2 separate regions of the Mus musculus genome follow, and region 2 is linked to region 1. The links are chromatin loops, found by intact Hi-C in ENCODE. Cell type or tissue: left cerebral cortex. All regions are shown on one strand. Links, peaks and the distances in the headings refer to the core of each region. The heading gives the core; the rest is flanking DNA.

Region 1 (9,157 bases), core at 598-8,597:
GGGCAGTGGGGAAAGGACATCACTCTGCGCACAGAGCAGAGGAAGCCCGAGGACAGAACTCACCAGGGCTCAGACGTTTACAGTCAGCATCAAAGGACCTTTCTTGCACCATCATATCTGGTGTGATGTCTATCCACTTCACATCTGAAACACAAACAGGGCCTCAGGGATGTAGTCAATGCCTGGGTCTCCTCATTCACGTGGAATAGGAACCATTGGAGGCTACGAGCCAATACAAACATCCAACACAGTATTGCCGTAGTAAAAATAATGTGATTGTTACCTACCTTTCTCACTACAACTCAGGCCTAAGGAAAAGAGTCTTTGAGTCAAGAATTTGCTGACTCAAGCAGAATCTGATGCAAATGAACATCCATGACACTAACCTGGAGCAGTCTCCTCGCCCCTTCCCTGAGCACCCTGACACTGCTGTTCCAAGTCTTCTGTTAGAACCACCAGCCTGTTTCCACGCTGCTACCTCCCACTGCAGTGCAGGAACAGCCCACAGCTGCATTGTCAACAGTACTAAGCATAACTTCCAGGCTTAACAAAGTTGAAGCAGTTGTCTAATGTGAACTTTTTTTCTAGTATTCCAAATAAGAGAACCGTTTAAAGCAAGGTTGATAAATCACGCCCACCCCCTTTAACTCATATCCTAGGCGCAGCCTCTTTAAATAGAGGATGATCTGACTTAGGGGAAGCCTCAATAAAATAATGCAATAATGTTCTCAGGTTTCATTTCAAGAAATGAATTCGTAGTGTCCCTTCCAACAGTAACAGTAAAACAGCATAAAAGAAAATAACGGAGGAAGTGACACAGGATCAGATTAACCAACATGCCACAGGGCTCTGCTCAGTGACCACAACATAGGCACAGAGTGGAGTTTAACCAGGGCGACTACATTTACAAACTTTACGCCGCCGGGTGGGAAGCCGGAGCTATTATTGCTCTTCGAGAAAGAACTCCCGGTCAGCATGGAATGAGAACATATTAGCCACCACGTGCTGGGACTGTCTCAAGCACCAGCTTTCTTTGCTTAAGCTATTGTTTCCTTTATTTACCTTATATTAGACACTTAAATGGGTTATTCTCCAACAACCTTATTCTCCATGTCCTTCAGGGAGCTGTTTCTCTCCCCTGAGAAATCCCTGAGAGATAAACTTCTGGGCCCTTCACCTCCCCCAAGGCTGGGACAGGAGCTGGTGGGCTCTAAGCAGACACCATCTGCTTCTCATGCGAGTGTGTTTGTTCCCTAGAATCTCTTGGCCTCCTTGATACCTCCTCTTCTCTTACCTTCTGGAAGGTCAGTGACTATTGCCTCTGGAGAGATACAAACTCCACGGTCATAGACCGGCAGCTCATCGCAGGCCAGGCTCTCTGGCCAGCTGTGGTTATACATCTTCATGAGGGGCTCGCAGTCGTCACGTGCGCGCTGGCACACAGACTTGCAGGGCTTGATGGGATCGTGCAGGAACTCCAGGGTACAGATGGGTGCGTACATGGCACAAAGGAAGAAGCGCAGCACAGAGCTGCAGTTCACGTCCACTAGCTCTTCATACTGTTCGATGGCCAGGATGGCGTTCTCCTGAGTGCTGTGGTGCAGGTGGTTGGGCATCCGGGTGATGTTCCAGGGCATGTGCCTGCACATGGGGATGCGCACAGCTTCGCAGGGCGCTCCGCGAACTCCCAGCGCCAGGCGCAGCCACAGGCATAACGCCACCAGGATGGAGCGGAGCATGGCACTGTCCTCCTGGGCTGCAGTCTCTGCTGGGAGGACCCTTTTCTTCCAGCCCCGTTGACCTCCTTATCTCTTTACCTAGGGGCAGTGGAGTGAGCTTTCCTGCTGGAGCTCCAGTCTGCACTGATGAGGAGTTCTGGGGGGTTGGCCGTCGATCACCCCTGGGCGCACCGGCACTGGCAGCGCCAGCACTCAGCCTCCAGAGCAACGACCCCCGCGGGAAGCTCCAGTCTCGAGTCCCGCAGCTCGGAGCGCAGCGGGCCACGGCCATTGTGGAACCCTATTTATCCAGACGCGTCCCCTGACGTGGGCTCAGCAGCCTTGGCAGCGGCGAGAGCAAAGCCGGCTCCCACTCCGCTGCTCCACCCCCAGCCTCTCCTGCAGAAGCGATGACATCATCTCGGCCGCTCCACAGCCAAGGGCCATAGTTCTGCATTTCCCCCCAAAGTCCATCCTTTTTTTCGTCAGCTAGTCTTTTTTCTTCAGATCAAGAAAAGGAGCATCTTGCTTTCAGCCATTTGGGACTCTGGATAAAAGCCTGTGCAGGGGAGACTTTGCTAAGTCGGCCTTAAAGTTTCCCTAAGTTCAGAGTTGGAGCAACTGGAGCAACGTGACCCTGTTGTTGCCCTTTCATTTCGAAACACTTGTTTTTCCTTTCCCATAGGGGGCGAGAGAGGTGCCTCAGCTATGAGGGCAGTGTGGATCAGGGAAAGCCTAGCACAGTAGGTGTTGGAACTAGCACTGGCAGTTTATATAAGCCTTCCCTAGACCACCCTGAGTTGTGCGGAGTTTGCTATTGTTGCTACTGATGTTGTTTTGTGGCCACTAGACTTAGTTCTGGCTCAGATTTTTACCAGGCATTTGGTTTGTGACTGCTCCAGGAACTTGGAACTGCCCAGGGGTGCAAGAGCATCTCTGTGTTGGAGGAGTTTCTCTATTCGCTACTTTCTCTAAAATACTAATTTCTGAGCCCAACATGACTGGAAAACAGAAGAAAACAAAGATAACTTGAGATGCTGCATGCTGAAAGATTTTCCCAATCCACCAGCGTGATCTTTGCTAAATTGCCCGTTATTTTACTTGACTAAGAACTCACTAGCTTTGGAAAGCGAGCGTGCATGTTTACTTTCCTCTTCTTTGCTTTAGAAAGAGACATGAAAATCAATGCTGGTTCACAGAAAAGAGCTGTTACTGTTGCAAGTTTACACCAAATGCCTGCCAATCAGAAAGCAAGACTTCCGATGTAAACTTGCTCTCATCGTTGACAATAAGAAAACATGTTCTCTGAGTGTTAATCTTTAAAGGTATGGTTGAGCTTGAAACCTGGGTTAAAGGAAGTTCTTTTGCCTCTCCCTCCAACGCTGAGGCCCACAAGTTAGCTTAGGTGTGAATCTGACTGAGGATTAAAACAGCTGTGCAAAACAAAAACAGCAAAAAACAAACAAACAAAAAAACCACAACTGCATTTGTCATCCTTATTGTGTAAGGTATAGAGACAAACACTATGAAGACATTAATGATCCTATGAGATCAGATACTATTTAGATCTGTGTAAAGTACCTATTCATCCCGAGCAATCCATAAAGGCATTCTGCTTTCCTACTGAATAGGTCTCAAGTCCCAAAGATGCCAAATGCCATAGGAAAATATCAAGCAGAAGGGGGTGGCCAAAAGGCACCTCATGCCTTTTCTGGTAGTGAAATCCCAAACCTAGTCTACCGCCCCCCTCCCCGCACCACACACACTGAGCAAAAAAGATCATTAGATTAACTTTCTAATGAGAAGAGAGGGGGTATAGAAAGACAGAAGGACAGAGACAGAGACAGACAGAGGGATAAAAACTTCCCACCTCTTTCTCCAACCCAGTATAGATGAGACCCTAGGTTCCTCCCAACACTAAATGAAAACAAGAAAAGAACTAAAAGAAGGAAACTATTAAGACAGGAATTTGGGACAGAGGGGTAGAGCTCATTGTTGCGCTCACTCCAAGTTCACACTCAGCCTAAGGAAGCTACCTTCAATGTGGAACTCTACCTATCAGGCCCACCGATAGTCAGTCTGTCCCTGTTTTTCATAATGTTATACAGAGCAGAGGGACTTGTCCGAAAATTCTTGTCAATTGTCCTTCCTCTTCCTGCCCTCCCAAAAGGCTTGCAGCTTTAGCACTAAAGCCATTGTCCTCTAGTTGGGTGCTTCTCTGGGGTGACTCCCATTTGGGCTCCCTATTCTTCCTTTCTCCCCTCCTACATGCCTGCTGCTCTCAGGATTTTGACCCTAGCTTTCACCTCAGTCTTCCCTCTCCCGTCAACTCCAAGTTTCCTCATTCTCAGGACTTTTGAAACGTAGGTTGGAGAGTTCCTTGTCAAATATCCCTGGGAGGGGGGTGGCAAGAATCATCCATCCATCCATCCATCCATCTCAAATTCTCTTCAGTGACCCTTTCTATGCCTGTGGCTTCCGAATCTAAGACTTGGGCACTGCATGCTCAAGCCATGCAGAACTGTCTTTGGTTGTCTCTACCTAGATATTCCCCAGTCATCTCAAAGCTAACTGGCTGAACTACAATTTTCCTTCCTTCCTTCCTTCCTTCCTTCCTTCCTTCCTTCCTTCCTTCCTTCCTTCCTTCTTTCCTTCTTTCCTTCCTTCCTCTCATTTACCCAAATCAGAACCCCCTGCCTCCAACTTCAATCTTTCTTTGTAATTTCAAGCTCCATTCCACCCTACCCATCCCCATTGCTGTCACTCAGCTACTCTACAGCTGGCTTGTAGTGTAGCAGCTTCTGCCCTGATACCCTGCCACTCTGTCTGACACTGCATTTTCTTCCTGTGCTAGCCGAGTGAGCTTTCTAATATACATCGCTTATGAGGGTTGTCCCTGGCTTTTTGTGGGCTTGTGGCTCTCACAGTCCTCGATATCAACAACAAAACACTCAACAGCTTTTAAGGCCCTAAATGATCAGGCTCCTGATTGTCTTACAGATACTTGCTTGGGCTCCAATCCTGGAGTTCTTTTGACCTCACTCAGAAATGCCCCAAACCATTTCCTCTTGGCTCACTCTTCTTCATAGTAGGTATTAAGTGGAAATGTAAATAACATTGTAAAGCAAGGGTCTTTAAAAAATTGCCTCATCTCATCTTGTTTCTATATTATTATTAATCCTACCATTACTTAAACACACACACACACACACACACACACACACACATACACTAAAGTAAACCTCTAAAAACACAAACCTCTGGACTTGAAGCTTTGACGTGTAGGAGAGAGGAATCTCACTGAATTGAGACTCAGGCCTGAGATTGGAAACTGCACAACGAACACCACAGAAATTTAGTGTCATTTCTTCAGGAAGGGACCATTGTAACACTTTTAATTTGTAAAAAAAAAAAAAAAAAAAAAAAAGTCACGATTTTACCAAGAAACAAATTACAGCAGCCAGAGAATGTGCCACACCTCTGCTCTGCTCCTGTCCTCCTTGAGGGGGGTTGCAGTTCTTGGAGAAAGGAGTCCCTTCTCAGAGAATTACCCCTTCCATCCCAAACCCTTTAAGTGCGATGCCCTTTAGGATGCTAGTGGCATCACTGCCGCTGCGTTTCCTGTTGGCAGCAGAGAGCAGGAAAAACAAGCTTTGGTAAGCCTCCGCCAGAGCAGAAAGAGCTGGGGCGATTCACGCGGCTTTCCCAGGCCGGTGTCCCGGTGTCCGGAGCCCCCAAGCCAGGAGCCTGTGGAACGGAAAATCGAGAGAGGCCTGAACTGGGTCCCGGAGCACACCTTTCGCCAGGGCGCAGAGAAGGCTCACGCGACTAGTCCAACGCAGGGCCTCGGCTCTCTCTGGAGCTCGGCTGACCCTGGGGCGGCAGATCACGATGCCCGCGCGCGCTCCCCGCCGCCTGGTCCAGGGGCCTCGGGGGACCTGGCTGCTGGGAAGCCTCTGGGTCTGGGTGCTGTGCGGCCTGGGGATGGCGGGCTCCCTGGGAACCCCACAGCCATGCCAGGCACCCCAGCAGTGGGAGGGACGCCAGGTTCTGTACCAGCAGAGCAGCGGGCACAACAACCGCGCCCTGGTGTCCTACGATGGTCTCAACCAGCGCGTGCGGGTGCTGGACGAGAGGAAAGCGCTGATCCCCTGCAAGAGGTAGGCAGCTTGGAAGGGCAAGACGGCGGCCAGGGGAACGCCAGCTCGGGCGGGGGCTTGCTACTCCAGCTAGACCCCCAGCAGCTCCCGGCCCCTCCCGATCCCCAATTAAGTTATAGGGGGCCTTGGGATCCGCTTGGTCTGACCACTGAGGTAGAGGCAGGCAAAGAAAGGACTCTCCAAGGGCAAGATGGAAAAGCCAGGCATTCTAAGTCCAAGTTAGCCTCATGTCTTAACTGCTGAGTCAGGCTTCTGGCACCTGGAGTCCCCTGCAGTCTAGGGCGTGTTTTTTGTGTAGAAGGGACAAACACAATATTCTCTAAAATTTTTGTTTACAATGAAAACATTTTAAATCACAGTGTGTGTGTGTCTCTGTGTGTGTGTGTGTGTGTGTGTGTGTGTGTGTGTTGCCTGTGTGGAGGCCAGAGGACAACTTAGAGTCGGTTCACTCTCTCTCTTCTGACATGTGGCTCTAAGTACAACACTGTAAAAGGCATGGGAAATGATTTTTAAAAGCTCCTCCCAGCTCATTACCCTATTACAATCTGACCATGTTTGTTTCCATCTTGAGGATTTTCTCTTTTGAAAAACTAGTTAAAACTCCCATTAGAACACATATACTTTCTCCTTAAAACATCTGTTAGATACATATACTGCCACCTTAGAATAGACGCTGGGGCACATACATTCCCACCTTAAAATCCCAATTTTACGTATCCTTCTCTCTTCTCAGTTTATTAGGTTTTTTTAAAACCTATTTTTAATGACCACAGAAATTGCAAAATGGGAGGGCATGCTATCTGTCACACACATGCTCAACACAAATGCGTGCACATTTACATACACACACACAAGCAAACCAATGGTAGTCAATTTAGCTTTCCATTTTGTGTTGATAGAGGACATACTTTTTTAGAATGTCACCTTGTTTCTGGTCTCTTTAAGACCTACTTTCTAATTTAAGATCACCACCTGTCTCGGTGGCTCAGCCCTCCACTAATGTCCAGTGTGTGTCATGCAGTCACACTGACATCTCTTCATGGCATTTGCACCAGGAGGAGATACGATGGTCCTGGTAAGATTGGTGATGAATAAGAACCACTAGCTCCCAGCACAAAACAAAGCTTGGTAACACCGTTTCACCAAAAAACCATTGGAAGTGTTGGGCTTCTTGATTAAAGTAGGGGAAAGACAACTTTCTGAACCACCTAATCAGAGTGTGAGACCACCCATTACCAAATGCAGGAGACTCACTGTACTCTTGGATTTTTTTTCTGCTTTTGAGGATTCAACAAACCATGGATAGAAAATATGTGAAATCATATTGCATGTACTAAGCACATCCATACTATTTTTCTTGTCATTGCTTGTTAAACAATACAGAACTTATTTGAATAACATTTATATTATATTTGTTATACTGAACAACCCATATATGGAAGGGTGTTTGTAAGCTGCATGCAGTTTTTTGTCACTCTTAGATCAAGGACAAGGGCATCCATGGATTTTGTTATCCATAGAGGCACTGGATCCAACCCTCCTTGAATATAGAGGGACAGCTTTACATTAGCCTGGAAGGCAAGTCACAGTAGTGTCTTTATGGAAGACTCAGAGTATGCAAAGACTTTCAAGAACATGAGTGTTTTTCATTGGGGCTTGAGGGATATAGTAATATCCATTATTTGAGTGTGTTATATGATATACTATTGCTGAAACTTGGCATGTTTTATATAATTTTGTTTAGGGTTCATAACATCACACACTAGGTTGTATGATTTCTATTCACATAGAAACACCAAGACCTAGGGAAATTAATAAACTTTCCTTCTATCGCACAACTGAAAGTTAAGAAAGCTGCATGGATTCTGACATCTATAATATACTATGTTCATATTCATCCATCCTCATTCAGTAGGCTATTGCTCATGGCAGATACTGTGTCAGTTATCAGTGGAGTGGGTCCTGATTTTCAGGGGATAACAGTCTGAAGGTGGAATCTCATAATTTAATTATCCCTACGATGAATATACCCATGATGAACACATGGCCAGAGCTTCCTGGAGAAGGTGATATCCCAAATTAGTGGCCCTCAGACACCCAAGCGAATCTACCAGGGGTGACATGCAGAAAAGACTTTGTTGGGGGCATAAATATGTATGTATCACAGATTTAGTAGGTTGTCATCTGGGAGTTTACAAGCAGGACTCATATTCTGAGACTACCAGCCCAGTCTCTATGAGGAACAAAAGCAGAGTGTGTTGAGAGGTCACGCTGAAGGAGCCTGAACAGTTGGAATGCCATTATTAGGTGGCATAAAAATCACTGGATGCATGGCTGAAATTTCATCCTCAAGAGCTTTAGAAAAACTAGAGCGACACAATGAGTGTAGGAGCAAACACTCCGAGTACTGTAGCTGCTTCAGATGGAGAGGAAGCTGCACAGGTGGTTCCATTAGGGAAGTGTTAAAGAGGTGGTGACATATAAGTGATCAGAGGCCGCAGGGTATGGAGGGACAAAGAGGAGTCAAGCAGGTTGCCACTAGTGGTAGCTGGAGCTAACTGTACTGGCTGCATAGAACAGGGATCACTCTCTTTACTTGGAGTGAGGGTGGGACACGACTCTTGATGTGTCCTTAGGAAGCATGTTCACTGGTTATCTGTTGGTCAGTAGACATGGGGAACATGGGCTGGAACACCAGAGTTCACTGCTGATGCTAACTAAGCAGTGTGACCTGGAGAAGACCAAGAGTTCATTCTCACCCAAAGAGCATCATTAACTGTTCAAGACATTTGGCTATGTACTCAGAATCTGGTTCTGAAAGTGAGCTTTTCTAGATTACTGTGGGTTTTTTTTTTTTTGAGACTCAGTTTCCTCTTTTACAAAATGCAAATACGTATAGCAACTCATTTATTAGCATATAGTGAGGATTCTGTAAGTTAAATATACAAAGCACGTGCTACATTGTCTCCTCATAGAGCAGTGAGGAGGTGTGTAGTCAGGGGTCCCAGGTGCTTCTCTCACCACCCACCATCATTGTCCTGGTGGATTTCATTTCCCATGTGCAGGAGTCTTACTGACAGCCCCTCTGAACTCAGACACTTGATTGAGCAGCACACACAAGTATCCTCTCTTTGGGAACTGACTCGGTACACAGACTCAAATGCTAAACTATATTTCAGCAAGTTTTATAGCTGGTATGGAGACCAGTATTCTCAAATCCACAGAGATAGACTAAATCATTCTCTCCTTGATTCAAAACGATGTGAGAAGCCAAATTGC
Region 2 (8,000 bases), core at 1-8,000, 250 kb after region 1:
AGCTTAGGGGGAGGAGTGTTGTATATAGCCACTTAGGTTACATGCCTCAGAAACCCCATTTTGCCCGGAATGGTATGCAGGAAAGCACAAATACTATGGAAAGTAGCAGGCTGGGCACAGTCTGCTCTTGGCCCAGCTTTCTTGATGTGGGGGTCACTCACAGTGCTGAGTGCCCTGTTTAAGGAGTGTTATATTATGTGTCTTGCAGTTAACAACAGCAGTGACCAGTGCCTTTCTATTAGCAAAAGTGATCCTCTCAAAGGTATGTGTGACTCTCCTCCCTGTGCTGTTGCTCTGTGCCCCGAGGAAGTCCTCCTTCCCTCCCATGTGAGCTGAGTACTGGCTGCTTTTCCTCAACACCTCCTGTTCTCTAGCTTTTCTCTCAAGGGGCATTTGGCTATGTATTGCCCATCATTTCATTCATCCTTGCCTGGATTGAGACGTGGTTCCTGGATTTCAAAGTGTTACCTCAAGAGGCAGAAGAAGAAAACAGTAAGTTGTTTTTTGGCACATTCAGCCTGCCAGGCTTGCACATATCACACTGTTGGGAACTGATGTGGCTTTTTGCTGTGAGAGAAGTTTCAGGGACCAAACTGAGGCAGGTAGGCACATGTTCTTCAGTGGCTGTGTCAGAGTTGAGGGTGAAGTGGGTGGACATCTGAGTGCATAGGGACTCGAGTGGCTCCTCGTTCTGGCTGGGCCATGTGTCCCTTAGAAGGTATGGCCGTTGGTTAGACGGACATTCGTAACGTAAAGAGAAGTAGGCTCTCTTCCTTCTCCCTGGGCGGTTTGACCGTCTCGCATTGTAATTCCCAGGTCTGTAAGCATTCGTCTAGACCAGAACTGTGTATTTTCAGGCCAGAGAATATGGAGCCAACACTAAGTGAATGGAAGAAGCTGCTTTAAAGCAGTCAGCAGCTCTGCAGACACATCTGCCAATTCGCTGTACAGATAGCAGGCTCAAGATGGGTCACAAATAGAGCAGTTAAGTGCCTGGCACTGGGACTCTGATGGTCCAGAGGAGAGCTCAGTGGCCGGCTCAGCAGTCTGTTGTCCTCCCTTGAATGATCTGACAGAGCTATGACATAACCTCATGGGTATGTAGTGTGCTCCGACGTTAGGGAGAAGGGCCAAATGGTCCATCGGGAGCCATGAAGTTGGTTACTGGCCTGGGGTTCTTCTCTGTAGGAGACCTTTAGTGGAGATACAATGCCACCCTCCTTCTAGGAGGGAAAGGCATCCTAACTCGGTTTAGAAGGGCATGCTGCTTTAGACACGCCCCTGCTGGAGCTTTTCCCAGCATCTGGCTCAATTTGCCCCAACAAGAAGAAAAAAATCTTGTGTTTTATAGAAAATTAAGCATAATTATAGCTCTAAAAGCAACAGGACCAAGGATCACTCTACATGAAGTTTGATTTGAAGAAGTTTTTTAACAGAGAAGGCAAACCAAACAAAAGAACTGTAATTCAAGAGTGAATTTACAGAGCACACTAAACGGTGATCCTAGATGCTTCTGCCCTTGTGTCCTTCCTTCAAGCTGAGAAGCGGCCTGTCACGTTACTGTAGGGAGGCCACTTTTTATTGTAATAAACTCCACACTCTGCAGTGTTCACTTGACTGAGGTTGGAGTAGTTATGCGATTAAACCAGGTTCACAATATCTAATAAAGGTGAGCAGAAAGGCTGGAGACGTGGCTCAGTGAGTAAGAGGACCTGCTGCCAAGGCTGACAGCCTAAATGCTGTTCCCAGAACCCACATGGTGGAAAGAGAGCCAACTCTCACTGTTGTCTTCTGATTATACACCGTGACACATGCTTACCCCAGATACGCATGTATACACAAATACATAAACATTACTTTTTTTAAAAAGAAGGCAAAGGCAAAGCCACCTAGAATCAGAAAAAAAACCAAAACATATTTTCTTCCCAACATTCTACCATATGTAGATCCTAACTATAATATATACATTACATATAATGTGTGTGTGTGTGTGTGTGCACTCGTGCATGCTTGTGCATGTGTGTAGAAACACGTACCTGTGGGTACAGTGTCACGTGTAGAAAGGAGAACAGGAAAGGCAGTATTAGGTACAGGACACAGGACTCATGAGAGGATATGGAGCTAATTGCTTTTCTAGTTTTAACTGTTTTTTTTTTTTCCTTTCTTTGTGGTAGATAAGCATATACGATTATAATTGATAATGACAGTATAAAACTCTAAGTGGACCCCATGGCTTCAGAATGGTTATGCTAACTGTATAGATGTTCATGGAGAGGTACAGCGTTCAGGGCTGGGCGGGTGCTTGCTCTGTGGCTATGCTCATTTAGTTGTGTGGTAGTTTTATTTGTGAAGGTTTTGTTTGTTTGTTTTTTAACACTAAACTAATTTTTATGTCAAAGAATGAGTCCATATTTTATGAAATGTAAAGCATCATTTGCCTTCATTGTAGTGGCACGAAGGAAACTTACCTGTTTTCTGTGTGTGGCCAGGGACTTGCTACCACAGTTCCTAACACTGACACTGATTTTAGCAAAGCAGCCTTAAGGACAGAAGGTGTTCGTCCTTGTATGAGTTTCTGTCATTTATCTTGTTTGGTTTTGAAGTTGGTGTTGATGTTTGTAGAGAAGTGAGACTCGTCAGGAGAGTGATCTGAACACTGAGCCCAGGCGTAATTGGAAAGGATTATTTAAACTATTTGTTTTCTGTCTTTCTTTAATCTTCACAAGGTTGGTGTGTCGTTTAATTAATGAAATCTTTATTTGATGGTTGAAAGATTCTCAAAGTACCTTGTTTTTCTGACAGTTTATTTGCTGTATTGAAATGCGATTTTTATGACAGTTAGTCTTGCTGGGCAGCTGCCAGGACAGTGATGTGGATCTTACCATCTGGTTCTTCTCTCCAGGACTCCTGCTCGTTCAGGATGCGTCCGAGAGGGCGGCTCTCATCCCTGCAGGGCTCTCTGATGGTCAGTTTTACTCCCCTCCTGAGTCTGAAGCAGGTAAGCCATCGCTGACTGTTCGTGTCTTGGTCCATTTTGAAGCCCCCTCCATTTTTCTGTCTCATATCCTGTCTATTTCCCAGTCTGTTTAGCAGGCCCTGACCATGCCATGATGTAAAACTAAGTAAGGGAGTCTCCCAGGAGACCAGTGGTGACAGATGGCAGGAGCAATGGGCCTGACCAAAACATACAAGGGCTGGACTATGCATTCCCAAAGGTGTGCAGAGAGCCAGTTCTATGGGAAAGCGTGGCAACAGCAGTAACCTTTGGGAAAAATACAAACAGAACTATACTGAGGAACCACTGTACCATGTTAACATATGAATTACTTGTTAAAATCCCTTGTACATGGAAGAGGTCAAACCCACATGTACAGCAGTTGAGAGGGCAACATGGTGCAGCTTCTGTAGAAAACAGCTTGGTATTCCCAACAAAATTCAGTGTAGAATTATGATATCACTCAAGCCTTGGCTGTCTGGCTGTCTATCCAAGAGAAAAGAAAACAAACTTGAGACACAGTGAGCCCCTGAAATCCTAGCAGCATTGTGTACGGTAGCTATCAACAGGTGACAGAGTGTGACACATGCACCCAGGGGAACATATTAGAGCCTTAAAAAGGAGCTAGATCTTGACCCATGACCATCTGTGAACCTTGGACAGAATGCGGGAGATAAAAAAAGACCCATGTAAAAAGTAACCATTGCAGGACTTTGTGTGAGGTCAGATCCCAAGAGTCAGTAGAAGAGTGGGGGTGTGTAGATGTTAATGTTTTCACAATAATGTGGACCTTAGAGCCTCTGCATGGAACACTTCAAAGTGGTTAAATGTTATAGTGGGTGAGGAAGAAAAAGATGTCTAAAATACTTGATTTTATTTGCATTTATTTTCATACAGTATATCAAATATTTTAAGTTGTTTGGACTTTACAGGTACCAGGCAAGTAAGGGGGCACTGGGGCTCATTCACATCTTAAAACCACTCTGAGCTTTTTGTACCAAGAGAGAAACAAAGTCAGGCACAGAGCAGAAGTACACTAGCATCACACAGTAAGTGCTGGTTCTCGGGCACACTGCTGGCTCCAGTGTGAGAGTCTGCTCACAGCTGCTGCTTACAGCTTCCTGTGTCTGTGGAAGTACCAGAGTGGCCGGGTCAGCTCTCTGCCCAACACCTTCAGTGACATGGCCCAGGTCACCTCTGTTGGCCTTCCTCCCTCGCTGTCCCACCTCTTACCCTGTCTTCTTTTCCCTTCTTAGTCTCCAGAAAACCTGGGCTCCAAGGCCCTCAAGCCATTGTGCATTTTATTGCTTCTGTTCTGAACATTGTAGCTCTAGCTAAAGCTCCAAGAGCCTCCATCCAGTCTTCTCCACAGCCACCCTCCTGCTGTCTTGGTTAGGGTACTCCTAGACTTCTAGGTCCTGTTCTGCAGCCCTGTCATCCTGCCCCATATGTAGCAGTTATTTGGTCTGTTTCTACCTCTGGGATGTAAGGTGAATTAGAGGCTACATTGTAGTCCCAGCATTAGATAGAGGAAAGGGCTGTGAAGGTGCAGCCCTGTGCAGTGAGTGGTCTTGCACTGGAGGAACTTAAGGCTGCTTACATTGTGGATTGTTGATGTGGGGTCCAGAACAGCACGACATGGACAATCCCACGTACATGTTAGTGTCGGTCTGAAACCTATAAAAAGTACAGTTTGAAGTGAAGCGCTTTGCTACTTAACATCGTGTGACTATTTGATTCAGATATTTTATGTCATAGGGCTCGTTTCAAAAAATGGAACTTATAGTCTAATTCAAAATGTAACTGTTAGCTTATACAATTTCTCATTATCAATTTGTCTTCTTAACAAGGAGCTCAGCTCAGCAGGCTAATAACTGGTTCTTCTCTGTCAAGCTTCCCAGGACCCGCAAGGGCCTTTAGTCTGTGATGTCTGCCACCACCTAGTGGTCCTCTGGAGAACTACCACTGGGTTATGAAGCCAGAGAGAACAGAGACAATTCTGTAGGTAGCGTTCCTGTAGGCACTGCTTTATTTACACAAGATACGCATCAGTATTGGTAAACACAGGTGGATTCTCAAAGAGCTTGCTTTCCTGTGTTACATTTGTGTTACCTGAATGTTCAATTTGGAAAAAAATGAAACTATTACAGAAGGTAATGTGCTTAAAACTGGCAAGCCATTTTCTCACACAGACTCTCATAATGCTGAGAGGGAGGGAGCAATGCTGCCTGCCTGCAGAGACTGGTGCTGTCAGAAGACTGGGGGCTGCCTTGCTTGCCTTGTGACCCGGCACCCAAACTAATGCCTGACTCATGGTAGATTTCTGTCTGCGGGAACGGTGGGTTAAGTAGAGAAGGAGATTCTAGGACGTGAACCTAGAAATGTTATCTTCTTCTCATAGGAAGGAACAGCTCGGCATTTAGAATGGGAATACAGAAATCATCACAGCCCAGTGGAGGTGCGGCTGGAACTAGAGCCCGCTTTGTTCCCAAAGCTTCCAGTTGCAGAGAAGGAAGGCCTGGGCTACCCATGTGGCTGCAGTGACGATGCTGACTGAGCAGAAATGAACTAAGTGGCATGCTTAGGTGGGGCAGTTCTTTACCCCCACTGGGAGTCTGGTTTGAAATGCAGGCTAGTTTGGGACTGAAGATGTGTAGTATTGAGTGCAGCACTTGTCTGGCCTCGGTTTGATCCCGGGCCAGTGGACAGGTGGATGAATAGATGAGTACCTCAAACTGTATAATACTAACTTATTGTGGGCAAGTCAAAATAAAGGTGCTAAGATTCCAAGAGCTGTCATGCCCCTGCTTTGCCTCATTCCTTCATCCCTCAGAAGGGTTCTCAATTAGGTGGTCACCCTTTGTGTAGAGAATATTTAAAGCATTAAAAACCCATTCCCGGGGTTATTAATTAATGTATGTTTTAAGCTCTATGAAAGTATATAAATTTACATACTACAAATAAATACATCTATTGTGAATGATAGTTAAATGAACTAGTTTTACCCCATCAAGCTTTCCAGGGTGACAATTCATCTGTGATGTCTACCACCTAGTGGTCATTTGGGGAATTGCCACTGAGTTTTGGCTAGTTTTTTAGGTTGTCTTATAACAGTAAACTGTTCGCGCATGGTTGCACTTAGCCCCTGTGCCTGTACAGTCATGCTGAGGTCACTATTGCTGTGCTTCCTATCGTGATGCCGTGTCCCCTGGACATACACTAGTAACAGTCATGCCATGTGGTTTCTGCATTCAGCTGCTCTTTCTGCAGGCATCAGTGCCTGTTTTTGCACAGTGTGACGCTGCACCACTTGTCAGTCGCTGGCACTTTGGACTGCAATTTGGGCTGTTAATAAGTAATTGAGCCAGGAACAGCCACTTACGTGTTTGAACATTTATTAACTTTCATGAGTGGAAGCTGCTCATCGAAGCCCTCTCCTCCGCACATACTTCAGGCCGTGAATGTTGGCTTTATCCTTACAAGTCCTTGCTGTTGTACACGTCTGCTTTTGGTAGGCTAACAGAACTACAGAGGTGCTCGCTGTCTTTAACTTACAAGTCTCTACATGCTGACATCTCTTCCACATCCCCGCTCCACATCTCTTAGGTCTTTTCACTTTATATTTACTTCACATTTCAATTAAGTTCTGTAATAATTCCACACATTTTTTTTTTTTAAAGATTTATTTATTATATGTAAGTACACTGTAGCTGTCTTCAGACACTCCAGAAGAGGGAGTCAGATCTCATTACGGGTGGTTGTGAGCCACCATGTGGTTGCTGGGATTTGAACTCTGGACCTTCGGAAGAGCAGTCGGGTGCTCTTACCCACTGAGCCATCTCACCAGCCCCTCCACACATTTATATAACACAGTCTGATCACACTCCACCCCACCCCTCCCACTCTAGTGAACCCCTTCTCCTCTCTGCAGAGCCCCCTCATTCTCATGCCTTCTCGTTTGGTTTGTTATCTACTGGATTTAACCAGAGTCCTGTGAGCATAGGTGACACTGTTGACTGGAGCCTGGGGAACCCACCAATGACTGCACTACCCCTCCCCCAAGGCCCACCAGATTCAGTAACCCCCGCCCCCCGGGGAGAAGCAGGGCCCCCATGACCACTCAAACCTCATTCATGATTAGTTATTGATCTTCCCAGTCTTGTGTAGGCAGCTACAGCTTTTGCAAGTTTATTATTGACTATCCAGATCATGCCCATCAGATAGTGAGTGGTTGGCACCGTCTTCCCTGTCGCGGTCCTGCGTGGTCTCTGAGCCTTGGAGGAGATGCAGATACCCTCGTTAGGACTGAGCACAACACTCATACTCTCAGCACTCCAGCAGCTAGGAGATTCTGCAGTTACCTCAGTCAGTCTTCGAAGCCCACTTCAGGTGGTGCCTGCCTGTGGGCTTCTTGGGTGTTGTGTCTTAATGTCAATTAAGCGTAGCTTATGAGTCTAGTCTGATGATGATAGTTATTAGCAGTCATAGCTAAGATCTCTCAACCTTCACTCTGGGTCATAAAGAAATTTGCCTGTGGATTTTATCTAGAAGTTTCGATCAAAATTAGGGTATTTTTGGTTGGATGGTTTTGCATTTTTTAGGATTATGCTATATTTTAATTACTTTTCATATATAAAAGAAACACAAGACTACATGCACATTCTTTTGATGTCAGCTATCTCTGTCCATTTGTCTATGAAACAGTTATCAAAACAGTGACTCCCCCACTGACCCACTTGACATTTGCTGAGAGTGCCAAGCCAGTGGTTTCTCCGACTCCCTTTGGATTGCAGTTAGCATAATCTTTTCCTTCTTTGTAAAAACGTCACTTATTTTACTTATTTACTTATTTATTTATTTATTTTACTTACTTTCCTGCAGTCCTTTCTTAGGGTCTGATGCAGGCCTTTACAGCTCTAGGTTCTTCTAGACCTTGCTTTACTGGTACGCGTGTATTCTGACCTGCTGTAGTGTTTCCTGATGATTATCAGCAGGTTGGTGATGT

The links. Hi-C counts contacts between places; a loop is a spot of excess contacts. Peaks named below come from ENCODE experiments on the same cell type or tissue, not always from the same donor. Only the 100,000 strongest peaks of a DNase experiment are listed, where the experiment ranks them.
Region 2: it touches region 1 in a loop (2.9-fold over the local background); 22 of 42 quality-filtered maps call a loop at or near these places.

What each region holds. Positions count from the first base shown.
Region 1 is chr13:19,616,015-19,625,171 of GRCm38, reverse strand. Epdr1 (ependymin related protein 1 (zebrafish)) reads left to right here and starts at 5,342. Exons shown (of 3, transcript NM_134065.4): 1 at 5,342-5,878. The coding sequence starts at 5,610. It overlaps Sfrp4 (secreted frizzled-related protein 4), which reads right to left and starts at 1,997. Exons shown (of 6, transcript NM_016687.3): 1 at 1,295-1,997; 2 at 64-144. The coding sequence starts at 1,739. In left cerebral cortex, for the core only: CTCF peaks have their summits at 2,419 and 5,328; DNase peaks (open chromatin) are centred at 5,364, 5,744, 6,078, 6,863 and 3 more places; H3K4me3 peaks cover 3,186 bases; H3K27ac peaks cover 1,418 bases.
Region 2 is chr13:19,362,742-19,370,741 of GRCm38, reverse strand. Stard3nl (STARD3 N-terminal like) reads left to right here. Exons shown (of 9, transcript NM_024270.3): 5 at 209-262; 6 at 375-492; 7 at 2,903-2,998. Among named protein-coding and RNA genes, the nearest start is that of Stard3nl, 29 kb to the left of the region's middle. In left cerebral cortex, for the core only: CTCF peaks have their summits at 4,948 (motif pointing left) and 6,060 (motif pointing left); DNase peaks (open chromatin) are centred at 4,943 and 6,064.